Regions from separate parts of the Homo sapiens genome. Here region 2 is linked to region 1. A link is a contact called in ENCODE Hi-C or POLR2A ChIA-PET data. All regions are on one chromosome and are shown on one strand. Each heading gives the region's core, a stretch centred on a gene start or an enhancer-like site at or near the end of the contact. The rest is flanking DNA. Distances are from core to core; before and after follow the strand shown. Region 1 overlaps PPP6R3 (protein phosphatase 6 regulatory subunit 3). Region 2 overlaps PPP6R3 (protein phosphatase 6 regulatory subunit 3).

Region 1 (6,378 bases), core at 2,026-4,525:
GGCGGGGCATTCCTGACCACTACAGGAGAAACCAGGAAACTTTCCAGGCGGCGAACTAATCAATCCCAGACTCCTGCTGTCTCCACAGCTATTCACAGGCACCTACATTCCAAGCCCACTTCTGTAGTCATCTCCGACTGTGGATCCACAAAATCAAAAGACATTTAGGGGTTTCTAACTAACCTTTCCCCAACCTACACCTTTATCAACCTCCTATCGCTCTCTCTCTCCAGAAACACACTGATTCCTTTGGAAACCAGACAGGTCCTAAACTTGAACCCAGAAGCAACCAAAGGAATAAACTGGTTCCAGTAAACCATCCTGAATAAATCTCTCCCTATGATAATTCCAATATAAAGGTGATAACCCCCTCCCTGTCCTCAGTCTTCCCCAGAATCCTCAACCTCTTTTGGGAAAAGATACATCTACAAAGACACACCCAAAAGGAAACAGGTGTCCCAATTTAAGGTCCCTGCCAACAGACAAGTCCCAGGACACCCACTAGATACACCCAGCTGTTTACTCACAGTGATCACAGTGCCTGGGTCACCAACAAATCCAGCCCTGACACCATCACATAAATGCACACCTGGCACACCTCCCTACCTCACTGGAACATGCCCTGCCCTGGGCACCACCTGAAAGACCTTCCTCCTCATAGGCCCTCCTAGTCCTTGAGGTCTTAAATAACAATTAGCATTCTCAACAAAACTCATTTCCAAAGAAATGAGTAAGTTCTAAGGTTGCAGGTTAGTATTAAAGACGGATAGACTGAAGCATGGTTCTGCAAAGCTTCTGAGAAAGGGAAGAAAGGGAGGGGGACCGGGAGCAGTGGCTCACGCCTGTAATCCCAGCACTTTGGGAGGCCCAGGCGGGCGGATCACCTGAGGTCAGGAGTTCGAGACCAGCCTGGCCAACATGGTGAAACCCTGTCTCTACTAAAAACACAAAAATTAGCCAGGTGTGGTGGCGGACACCTATAATCCCAGCTACTCAGGAGACTGAGACAAGAGAGTTGCTTGAACCTGGGAGGCAGAGGTTGCAGTGAGCCGAGATCACGCCACTGCACTCCAGCCTGGGCGACAGAGTGAGACTCCCAACTCAAAAAAGAAAGGAAGAGGGAAAGACACAAAAGACAAGAAGAGAAGGCAGAGATGGGAGCCTGGGAGAAACCTTATTTTCAAGTTACTCACACCCTCCCCTCTTCCCACCCAAATTCTACCTGAGACATCTATTCAAGAGGCACACATCCTAAAAATCACCATCTGTCTACATTTTAAAATATGTCCTTCTCAAAGTAAACTCTGTTCTCCTTATCCTTTGCTCCTCTGTACCCATGAGAAGAGAATTACTTCTGAAGCCTGAATCCCTGGATACATCAACACCTCTCCGTTTTGACCTTCAGAGGTGGCCCTGAAGAGCGTGGCCTCATAACATACTCAAATGGGACTTAGAGCTCCCAACCCTCTCATTTCTGCTTTTACCATCAGAACCAGCTTCAAGACAAATGCTCAACCCATAAAGTCTCACCACCCCCATAAAAAGCAAACCAGCAAAAGGAAAAAATACTCACAACAAAACATCCTACATACCTAGGGATGTGCCCATCTGAAATTCTAGTTCTGCAAAATCTGGATCTCTTCCTATCTTGGAACAACCTTTCTTCCCCACCCTGTTACCGGCTCCCCAGACAACCCTCTGCTACCAACCCTAATCCCATGCATTCCTTCCCAGCACACAGCAGCCTGGTGGGCTCACATGCCAGCACCCTAACCCCAGTCAACAGCAGGTCAGAATTCTACTCACATTCAGCACATCTTGCCTGGGCTGTGGAGGTTCGATACACGTCAGGAGCCTGAGCAACAAATCCATGATAGCAGAAGTTCCTATGTGCTTTATAATAAGGTCTACAAAATCATGCTTCTTCTTTAAGAAATCCACAATCTAGAGAAGAACAGATCAGAAACTGAAAGACATGTAACTTGGAAACTATAAACTTTACCTTTTAAGTCCCAACCCCGACTCCTCCAAATTCTACCACTACTTTAGGTTGAGAAATGGCAAATGCTGAATTAGCAACAAGGTATCAAATTGGAAAGCCTGGCTAATAGTTACAATACTCAAAATACCCCTTGGAAAAAAATCCCCTAAATTAGCACGTCCATTAATACAAATACAACTTAACAGAATCTTTTATTTCTATTCACTTTCATTATTCATTCTCAAAGAATGGTGATCAAAAATTTAATATGCCTATAAAGAGCAAGAGAATATACCATTTTACAGTTTATGAACATAAAGCATGTCTGTTAGATTTTGCACTAAAATAAGTAATATTCAAAATCCTAACTGGACTCTAACAAGCATGAGAAAAAAATTTCAAAACAAAGATTTCTACTCTAGTCAAAATAACTAACTCACCTGGCTACACAAACATCGCCTTTGATTTTGACTTCACCAATTTACTCCAATAGCTTAGCACAAGAAGGGCAGCTGGTGGAGAGGCAGAGAGCTACCCTGAAGGAACGTGAGAATGGCCACGGAAATCAGGCCCCTGCTGCTGGTCTCTTCTGCTCTGGGAGACCAGGGAGATGACTCTGTCCCATGCATCCCTGTGTCCCATACAGCCTTGTTGCCTCTGCCTCTGTCCATGCGCACGTGTCATCTATTCCCAAACCCTCTGCGAGTCCCAGGGGGAGTGTCGCAGCTGCTATATAACAGGATCTCACTGAAATTTCTCAAAAGCTCTGGGGCGTGGGGGGTTGGATAACTCACCCCCACCGCCACACCCCATTAGAGATGAGGAAACCAAGGCTCAGAAACTATCTTCCAGAGCTAAAAGGTGGCTGCCTGGGATTTAAAATTGGATATGTATGCCACAAAAGCCACAATCTTTCCATTATGCCACATGAAGTCTAATAGCCAGAAATGACAACTAAAACTGCTTCATACAATTAGGTATAAATACAGGATTAACCAACACACATTGCTTCTCTAGACAATGAGGTCAAGCATTATGATATAAAACTTCAAGAAATGATATGACACATAAATAATTCACTCACAATTGGATCCCACAAGTTTTTAAAAGGACAGTAGAGGAGAAAGGACGAAAAAAGTCACATGTGTCCCAAGTATTCCGTAATTCAGTGCCAGAAACACCAAACCTGGAGCCCAAAGGAATAAATCCCAGCTAGTGTGGTGGACAGTACAGCACTGTCAACAGGGACCTGTGGCACAGATGACCCCGCTGGGGTGCTGACTCATGCAGCACTGAAGATGCCCCACCATCCGACTTCCTGTTCCATGAGCTAACAAATGCCTTTATTGGTTAAGCCAGTTGAGTCTCAATTTTTGTCCTTACAGTTGCATACACCCCTACTAATACTATCACATAACAGAAAACCTTTATTTACACTCCTAATTGGCAAAGGATAAAGAAATGCCAAGTTTGATCTTAACTCACAGCCACTGAATCCTCTTGCTATCATTCATACAGTCCTGACAGGGAAGTGTAACAAGCAAAAGGCCGAAGGGCTCTTGTCTCAGAACATAACTGGCAAGGTTTTAAGTGTATTCTCTCTCTTTATGTGTACACTGAAAATCGGGGCTCGCCAACTTGGATTCCAACAGCACAGAAGTGAGGAGAAAAAGCACAATGAAGCATAATGTCTGGATAATGGCTACAACAACCATCCCTGAGAACTGCCTGGTAATATCAGGGTGATAGGATGGCTTCCACTCTCCTAAAACAGCCAGCAGTTCTTGTATTTCTAACTAGAAGGCAGAAAAAAAGAGACAATCTACATTAATCATGATTTGGGGATTATTACCAAAGTGAAAAGAATCTCATTTCCAATCAACTTAGAAAGCTTATCCTACTCCATTAAGTGAAAGAAAGAAATATCTCTTTCTAAAATAAAGCATGTATCCACTTTGCCTTGGCATAGGACAGGACACACTGGGCCCAAAATAGCTCCAGTCCTTCCACAAGTGCTGATAGCAACAATGGGTCACCCAGAGCCATTTTCTATCATGAAGGATGGCAGGACCAACTGGTTTGACCACTTTTGCCCCGTATCATCACACCTATACTTGCAATTCTGGCAAATCTGCTATAGTTTATACTTGAATATCTGAGGCTCTAGTTGTTCCCTGAGTGCCTATTTCCATAAAATGACTAAAATCTCCAGATAAGCAGATCCTTTTTCACAACAATATCCACTAAAGCGGTGGTTCTCAAATGTTAGCATGCATCAGAGTTAGCTGGAAGGCTTGCTAAAACCCAGACTGCTGGGCCCATCTCTCAGAGTTTCTGATTCAGCAGGTCTGGAATAGGACTCAAGAACTTACATTTCTAACAAATTCTCAGGTAATACTGAGGGGCTGCTGGTTCAGGGACCACACTTAGAGAACCAAGTGAAGTTTCTGTCAAACCACACTGGATAGGAACAGCACAGCTGCAAATGTACACAGCAGTCTATACACTCAGATGTCTCAAGCCTGACACTGGAGAAGTTTTGAGTAGAATCAAAACAGAATCACCATTAGTACAAACCAATCACCAATTACATTTGTGGGAAAGGTTTTTGGTTTAAGCTTCATCTCTGATCATCAATGGGGGAAAAACAAAACAAAGCAATTGTTTGGTGACATATTCAACTGCTTAGTTATTATACTTGCCATCTTAGTTAAGCCCTGTCTTCACAAATGGGTACCCAATATTCTCATCTTCTACCCACTTCTCAAAAGAGGAAACTAAAGTATGCTAACAAATTAAGTGAAATTTGAGATTATGCCATATTAGAAATATTCATTAACATACAAATAGTATGTGAGTGCTTAGAATGTTTAAGGTTTAAAATACATTCTCTTATACAACCTGAACTTAAGGCAAAGTTAGAACTCTTAAAGCAACAAGTACTGGGGGATCACCTCAAGGGGATGATCAGCCCTAATACTTACCTTTTGGAAAATCATATTTACCTGTTCTGGTTTTCTGCTGATAAGAATACTTAGCACCTTGCTGAAGAAACTGGCAAGTAGTGGATTCAAAGGGGAATCGTTTAGGAGGAAGCTATATAATTTCATTAGCAAGGATTCATCTTCTCCCAGTCTATCATTCATCTGGGAGACATCAGAAGTGAGCAACTCACAAGATATATTTGGATACCTAGAAGAACAGGATATTTACATCATCATCTTTATTAACAGTTTAATTACATAAAGATAAACACAAATCAGAAAGGCTTCCCAAGATTTTGTGAAAAAAATAAAATCGTTTACTGGAAATCAGGAAATCATTTCAATCCATTCTGTTCAACCTACCTCCAGACTAAAATAAATTTTCTACTATCTAAAAAATTGTTTTTAAACCAAGCTTTAACAAGAATACATTTTCCCTGAAGAAACTAGAGCGCACCTAGTACTCAGAAGCCCAGAGAGGTCATGCTGCAGGGCCCGGGCCTTCTCCACGATCAGCGAGGAAAGCGGCTGGACGTACGAGCCATCAGGCTACAGCCTCCTCTGGCATGGGAAGCAGCAAAGCTTGCGGACAACTGTGGAGGACACTGGTTTCCAGGAAACTGCACTGCATGCAGCACCTTGTAATGACTTAAGGCACTCTGTAGGGACCTGGACCAGCCTTTATCTTTAGATGGGTTGTAAATGGTACTAAGTCTATATTACATCTTAAGAGAGTAAGCATCCTACTATAATGAAGGGGGGAACAGGACATCAGCCTGGGCTACCAAGGCAGGAAGCAGTATACAAAAAAAATGTTGTCCTAGCTATTTAGGAGGCTGAGATTAGAGGATCACTTGAGCCCACAAGTTTGAGGCTACAAAGAGCTATGACTGTTGCACTCCAGCCTGGGCAAGAGTGAGACCTTGTGTCAAAACCAAAACAAAACAAAACTAGTGCTCTCCACATCAGCCTTCCAGTATCTGGATATCAGCACAGACACAAAGTCAGCCCACCATGAGTCTTCACCATGCTGTCTCTCCTGTAGAAGGCCCACGGCTAAGAACATGACACCTGCTCTATATGGACCCACACAGGCTCTTCTACAGACCCCATGGCTTTAGAAATGCTTGCCTCTGACAACCAGACCACTGACCCTCTGCAAACAGGCAGCAGGTCCATTTCCTCCACTTACTCCTACTATGACAATCTCGTGTCTGTTTTCACTAGCAACAACAGAGACGTTGAGCCTATCCAGACGATACTCTAGCTGACCCAGAATTACTCTGCTCTTACACTCCTCCCTGCTGGACAGCCAGGACCCAGCGCCCCAACAAGTCATCAGGAGTGGCAAGCTCAAAAGCTGAGCAAGACAGAGAGATGGCAAAATAGCCAAACGTGGCTGCATGACAAAAG
Region 2 (6,378 bases), core at 2,827-5,326, 35 kb before region 1:
GCAAAGAACTTCACATTTCAAATCTCATTTTTACTAATAAAGCTACCAAAACTTACAAATATATGTAAGTGAAGACTGTTATTGTATCCTATTTAAAGGTATATAAAAAGTGCTTTGAACTCTGAGAAACCTATATCTGGAAAGCACAATATAGCTGTATAATTATTTTTAAAAAGCACACTTTCCTAGTACTGTCATCCTGGCCAAAGTCAGAAACTGTTCAAGTCACTGAGAAGTGAGCCAACCACTTTAAGCAAATCTCTTAACAGTAATGCCACCCAGGCAACAGAAACTACTGGTCAACTAAATGTGGCCTAATTGCCTACCAGCAAGCCCGTATGTGATGTGAGGTAGTGGGAAATGATGAGTCAGTGTTTCAGAGCCCATATGCGGCAGTCAGTCTGAATTCTCCAGACCTCCATGGGGGCCTCACCCTCCAAACTCTATAAGGCAGAATCAGGGAGGTGGGGAGTCAAACACCAGACTTTAGGAGACCAGACAAGGCTAAAGGGAGAAGCAAATGGGCAGGGCACAAACGCCTGGAGGCACTCCCCACTGGTGACGTGGCTGGGTTACCTGGTTAAATTATCTGCCCTGAGCTCTCTACATTCGGGGACTTTATCAACATGATGCCCAACCTCAAACGTGAATGAGAACTTGAAGTTCAAGTCTACAAACTAATATTCTGATCTTAATGGAGGCTATGATGAAACTCTAATAAATTAACCAAGACCTTTTTTGCATTCTCAAAATTTTAAGAAGTGCTTTGGAGTGTATTTATTTTCAAAATGATCCATGATTGGTTTAAACATGCAAAGAAAAATGTACTGGAAGCTTGTCAATCAGAAAAGAGTAATTATTCTTCCACTTTGAAAAGTTCATATGAAGTGGGTAAATTCTGCAAGCTAAGAGCTTGGCAAGGGCTGTTGTAAGTTAGTTTTGTGAATGAAATGGCTTCGTACGCACGTGAGCTGTCGGTCAAACAAACAAAATAATGTAAGAAAACTCTCCCCAGAACAGGTATGACCCTGGAACCAGATATCATGAGAAATAAAGGAATCCACTTTCCAAATGCCTAAATTTAACCAAATCTAGACTAAATTGACAGCCGAAGTTCCAAGTTTATCATTATTACTAGTAAGGTGTTCTTTTTCTTAAAGCTGTATTTCAACAGGTACAAAATTACCTTGATAATTTACATTTGATATCATCAAGCTTCATTCTAGGGGTGGACCAATGTACAGCACTCAGGTTCATGGCCAACTGGGTGGACTATTTCAGTACTCTACAGGTGCCTCAGTGGAGGGAGAGCCCATTGTCCAGGTGCTTCCTGGGACAATACCAGAGCGCTCTGGGAAAAGGGCTGCTTGCAGGCACGAGGGCTCACAATGAGCCATGGTGGGCCACCGCCACGGCCCGTGCAGCCTAATAGCAAGCCAAGGCAGGAAGCTGTGAGAGCTGCTCAACAGTGCCCCCTAGGGACTGGCTACTTCCTGACCCTAACCTCCGGAAATCTGCTGTCAAAGGCAGAAGTGTCAAGAATCAACAGAGAAGTCAGCCAAATGCTGAAATGCTACTTCAGACCTATTTGGGAAAGGTAAACTCTAAACTGTCTGAGTATTAAAATCAAACAATTGCTTAGCTCAACCAATACTGGAATATGACAGGTGTAAGACTTACAAGCCAAAAGACAGGGCCAGCATAAGCATGTGAAGCTTCATCTAAGACGAAGCTTAGAGACTAAAAAAAAGAAGCCAAGCAACAACATTCTGTGCTGGGTGGGAAGGTGTCCCCGTTAATTCTATTGCTGCACCAAAGCAACATGTAAGCCAAGGCATTCTGGTCCTGGCTAAGGACAACTTCTCCATATGAAAAGCTGATAGCCTGCAAAAGGGCTTCTGTTTTTCACTCCCATACCTAGTAGAGAAGTGAAATCATTTGTCACTTCTCCAAGAACTAACAATGGATGATAAATCAGTACATTTATTATTCATATCGAGGCTTTCCCCCACAAAGATTATAAGCAGGTGGTAAAGGGAGATGATAAATTCAGGGGCAGGCAGAGAGGGGTTGCAATGAATTACTTCAACTAAAAATTTACTTTAGATGTAACTATAATAGAACTTACATCAGGGGTATTCGTGAGAGTTTACTTTTACTTACATTTTAAACGTCTTATTTCTATTATTTTTACCAGCAGATCTCTACTACACAAATCTTTAAGCAACAACTCAACTATTGTAAAGGTCTGTGTAACAAGCATGTGTGAGATGCCTTCTTAACTATTCAGTTCATTCAAATCTTCTGAAAATGTACTTGACTCATCACTGTTATCAGGGATGGAACAATCCCTTGAAACATAACCAATACAAATCTATCTTTCATTTACCCAGCACTTCCTATTTTAAATGCTTTGGTCTAACTAATAAGTAACCCCAAATCACATTCTAATACATAATCTGACTCTGAAGCTGATTCATAAAAGGCAACTAAACTAAGCATTTAAAATAAAAACAAAAAGCAAAGCTTTAGGCGTGACTCACTTGCTGCAAAGAAGAATCCTGTGAGAAACCCGTTTCTTTAAAGTCAATTTCATCATCACTGGATGAATGAATATGGCAGGTTGTAACCTATATGCATAAAAATGTAAAAGACTATTTAACATAGAAAAGTTTTGGACATTTGTATCAGCATTTTTATGGAAAAATCACATTTAGTTTTTTTCTCAACGTGTAACAGAAAAAAATGAAAGTCAGTCACAGTTAAGCTGCCAAACCCGCCCAATGTGTCAAGGGCACCCTTCCTTCCCTCGGGCCAGGCTGCTGCCCTGCCACTCCCTTCTAGTTATTCCACTCCTCACTACTGACATCGCCAGAAAACAGACAAGAAGAAAGGTGAGTTACTCCATTTAAGTGATTTTGATAATCACCTCCAATTAAATGTTTACAAAAAGAAAGACAGAGGTAATGGCACAGATGAAACACAGAAACCCTTTCTATGTACGGGGCCTGCAGGGTCCAACTGCAATCCCCAGGGATTACCAGTGCGCCAGTGCGCCACTCAAAAGGTCAGGTTTAAATATAACCATTTCAAATTCTTGGACTTCCTGCCCACACTAAGAAAACCACTGTCTAGTAGTACTAAATGTGACTTGAGTCGACAGCTTCCCACTCACAAAAGACCCCAAATCATCTACCCTTGAAAATGTGCACCCTGCCCCCAGAACTTACAACCAACTTTCAGTAATTAAGCAAAAACACAAACATGAACTGCTCACCAATTCATCGTTAAGTGATTTTTATTAATTACAAATGTCACACAATATTTGGGGGAAGCATTAACAATTAGAAATCAGATAAACAAATAATTAAGTACAGCACTAATAGTAGTGATTGCTATATGGCAAGGGATAAACATGGACAGTTTGTAAACTTCTAGAAAGAAGTACTATATTTCTGCGGGTAACTTACACTGTATTCTCTGAGCTGTTTATTCTGTACTTTTCACAGAAGTGTTTTGGGCAGGGAATGTCATCTTAGGGAAGACACGGGCTGCTGCTACCTGCCAACTCATGAGGCTGTACCTAACTGGCCTGGTCTGTTTTGCGAAGTTGTTCCAACACTGGTTCAATAAACCCACAGTAGAATTCAAATAGGTCTGTATAGGGTATGTCTTGTAAAATTCTGAGCAAATCACTGCCTGAACAAGATGAATCTCCCTTCCTTTCCCCAACCATCTTTGGTAAAGACACCAAGCCTGGATGAAATTAAGCTGTGATAACCCAGTGTTTCCAGTTATTTCACTCTCCATCCTCTCAAAGGTATAGATAAAGCACTCCCATTCTGTTTGTGAATCTGGCCTGATGAAATCAAAGGTAGATTCCGTGATCAAGGAACGGCACCTGCTTGAGTCAAGAGTGGCTTTAGTGAGTTACTGGGTAAAGATGTGGGCATGGGGATGTTCCAGGAAAGCCTTGCCAGAGTGTAGAGGAGGAGTGGGAATACTGCTTGGTCATGGCAGCTGGCATCTCACAGGACTATGTTAAAGAGCAAGTCAAGTGGTTGTACTGCAGTGCACTCAAGAGGAGCTTCGGGCCACTTGGCTGGCAAGCCAGCACACATATCATGCTGGGCCAGTGTGTTTTAGGGGTGTAACCCCATGGTGGGGCACAGAAATAGAAGGCCATGCAAAGAACTGAGCAAAATAGGACAAAACAGAGTTGGCGACTCTTAGCCAAGTCTTGCTGTCTAAGTTAAAATAGGATTCGATGTATCCTCATTCACACTTTCGCTTTTTCCTACAAAATAAGATTTTAACACTCTTTAATTAAAGATGAGAAAGAAACTAACTTTTATTGAACTACTATGTGCCAGACATTGTGACCTCCCCTTCGCATGTTCTACTTAAACTGGATCCTCAAAGCAATACTAGAAGATATTTAAAAAAGCTTTCTCCAAAATGAAACTAGTTTTAGCAACTTATTAGTAACACAATGCACACACATCTTCATAATTACATTAATGGAAGATGTGAGTCTGATTCTACCTACACCATCTGAGTCTGAAATCATTAACAAAATGAGCTAAAAAGATGATCTACCTAGGCTGGGCGCAGTGGCTCACGCCTGCAATCCCAGCACTTTGGGAGGCCGAGGCGGGCGGATCACGAGGTCAGGAGATCGAGACCATCCTGGCTAACATGGTGAAACCCCGTCTCTACTAAAAATACAAAAAATTAGCCGGGCACGGTGGCGGGTGCCTGTAGTCCCAGCTACTCAGGAGGCTGAGGCAGGAGAATGGTGTGAACCCAGGAGGCGGAGCTTGCAGTGAGCCGAGATCGTGCCACTGCACTCCAGCCTGGGTGACAGAGCAAGACTCTGTCTCAAAAAAAAAAAAAAAAAAAAAAAAAAAAAAAAAAAAAAAAAAAGATTATTTACCCATGGGGGAAACTTGCTAATCAGAATCCCATTGGTTCATTATTCAGATGTATACAAAACTGAATTCCTGATCTACACTTCCAAACACACTCCTTTTGAGGCATCTTCAGCTCAGTCACTGCCACCTTCACTCTTCTTCAACTAGAAACCTCGGTCATCTTGTTTCCTCCAGCCCACCCACCATGTCCACTCTACCTTCAAAATGGAGCCAAAATCCCTCTCCAGACCCATCGCCCTTCACCAAGTCTGTTATCAGCTCCCCAGTGCAAGCCAGCACTCCCCTCACCTGGACTAATGTCACAGCTGGCAGTTCCCCAGTCTCCCTCCTCCTAGCTCTTGCCCCACCTAGCAGTCTGTTCTCAACCCAATAGCCACAGCCATCTTTTAAAAATATACATCAAGGTATGGCACTTTTTAGTTCAAAACCTAACAAATTCTCATTAGATCAAAATTACCATAGACTAAAAAGCTGTAGAAAATCTGGCTGTTTGGCGCCTTTCTGGCCTCAAGTCCTTCTGTTCTCTCCTTTGCTTACTGTTACATCCACACGGGACAACATGCAAGTCCCTGCACACACTAGGAACAACCCAAATTCGAGTCCTCTGCATTTTGCTCTTCCCTCTCCACTCCACAAATGCACCTTCCCAGTGAGATTTTCCTTGACACCAGATTTTAAACTGTACACCTGCCCCAAAGACTCCCTAACTCCCTCCCATGCGTTGGCTCCTTAGCACTTACCATCTGAAACACGCGCAGTCATGCATTGTTTCATGACAAGGATACATTGTGACAAAGGCAATTCTGTCATCATGCGAACATCATAGAGTTCACATGGTAGAGCCTACTGCAGACCTGGGCTATCTGCTACAACCAATTGCTCCTAGGCTACACACCTGCACAGCACAGTACTGCACTGAATACTGAGGCAACTGGAGCATGGTGATAAGTATTTGTGTATCTACAAATAAAAAACGTGCAGTAAAATCGAGTATTCTAATCTTATGGGACTACTGTCATATATGCGGTCTATTGCTGACCGAAACATTATGCAGTGCATGACTGTATATTACACATATTGTGTGTGCACACGTGTCTCTTACTCATTTGTTTATCCATCTCCACTGAAGCAGAAATTTTTGCCAATCTTGTCTAGTACTGTATCTTCAGTGTCTGGCACATTGTAGGCACTCAAATATTTACTGAATTAATGAATACTAATAATCACTGAATATAAACAAATACAGCAAAAAGCAACAAGTATATAACACTCTTGCCAAGCTAGATATACCGTAAGTAAAGTGCACTCTTGTTGTAGTGCACACAGTTTCGGAGATATTATCTTCTTTCGAAATAAAATTTTCGTTTTGTTAACTGTTGTTACAGGAAAAAGCAAATTGGTGTTTACTTTGGATGATTAGGTTCCCAAGGGAAATCAGAAGTGT

Evidence for each region. A loop is a pair of places that touch in the nucleus more often than their neighbours do. ChIA-PET counts read pairs that join two places held with the same protein, here RNA polymerase II (POLR2A). Pooled maps may share reads with other maps.
Region 2: a loop to region 1 is called in a map of heart left ventricle, with 2.4 times the contacts of the local background. The contact joins two enhancer-like sites. A Hi-C loop is called at or near these places in 5 of 168 maps with a recorded cell type or tissue (aorta, cardiac septum, gastrocnemius medialis and 1 more) and 2 of 50 pooled maps. POLR2A ChIA-PET finds 5 or more read pairs at or near these places in 7 of 52 experiments (CD8-positive, alpha-beta memory T cell, H1, T-cell and 4 more).

Annotation. Positions count from the first base shown.
Region 1 is chr11:68,543,633-68,550,010 of GRCh38, reverse strand. PPP6R3 (protein phosphatase 6 regulatory subunit 3) reads right to left here. Exons shown (of 24, transcript NM_001164161.2): 4 at 4,987-5,173; 5 at 1,807-1,944. Among named protein-coding and RNA genes, the nearest start is that of PPP6R3, 86 kb to the right of the region's middle. RefSeq lists enhancers at 5,760-6,260, 6,261-6,378. Within about 2 kb of position 3,275, at least 4 of the 41 ENCODE cell types and tissues checked have a DNase peak (open chromatin) inside an H3K27ac peak, as active enhancers do; they include gastrocnemius medialis and heart left ventricle, where a contact is called at or near this core.
Region 2 is chr11:68,579,295-68,585,672 of GRCh38, reverse strand. It overlaps PPP6R3 (protein phosphatase 6 regulatory subunit 3), which reads right to left. Exons shown (of 24, transcript NM_001164161.2): 15 at 2,544-2,630. Among named protein-coding and RNA genes, the nearest start is that of GAL, 100 kb to the left of the region's middle. RefSeq lists an enhancer at 1,391-1,891. Within about 2 kb of position 4,076, at least 8 of the 41 ENCODE cell types and tissues checked have a DNase peak (open chromatin) inside an H3K27ac peak, as active enhancers do; they include gastrocnemius medialis and heart left ventricle, where a contact is called at or near this core.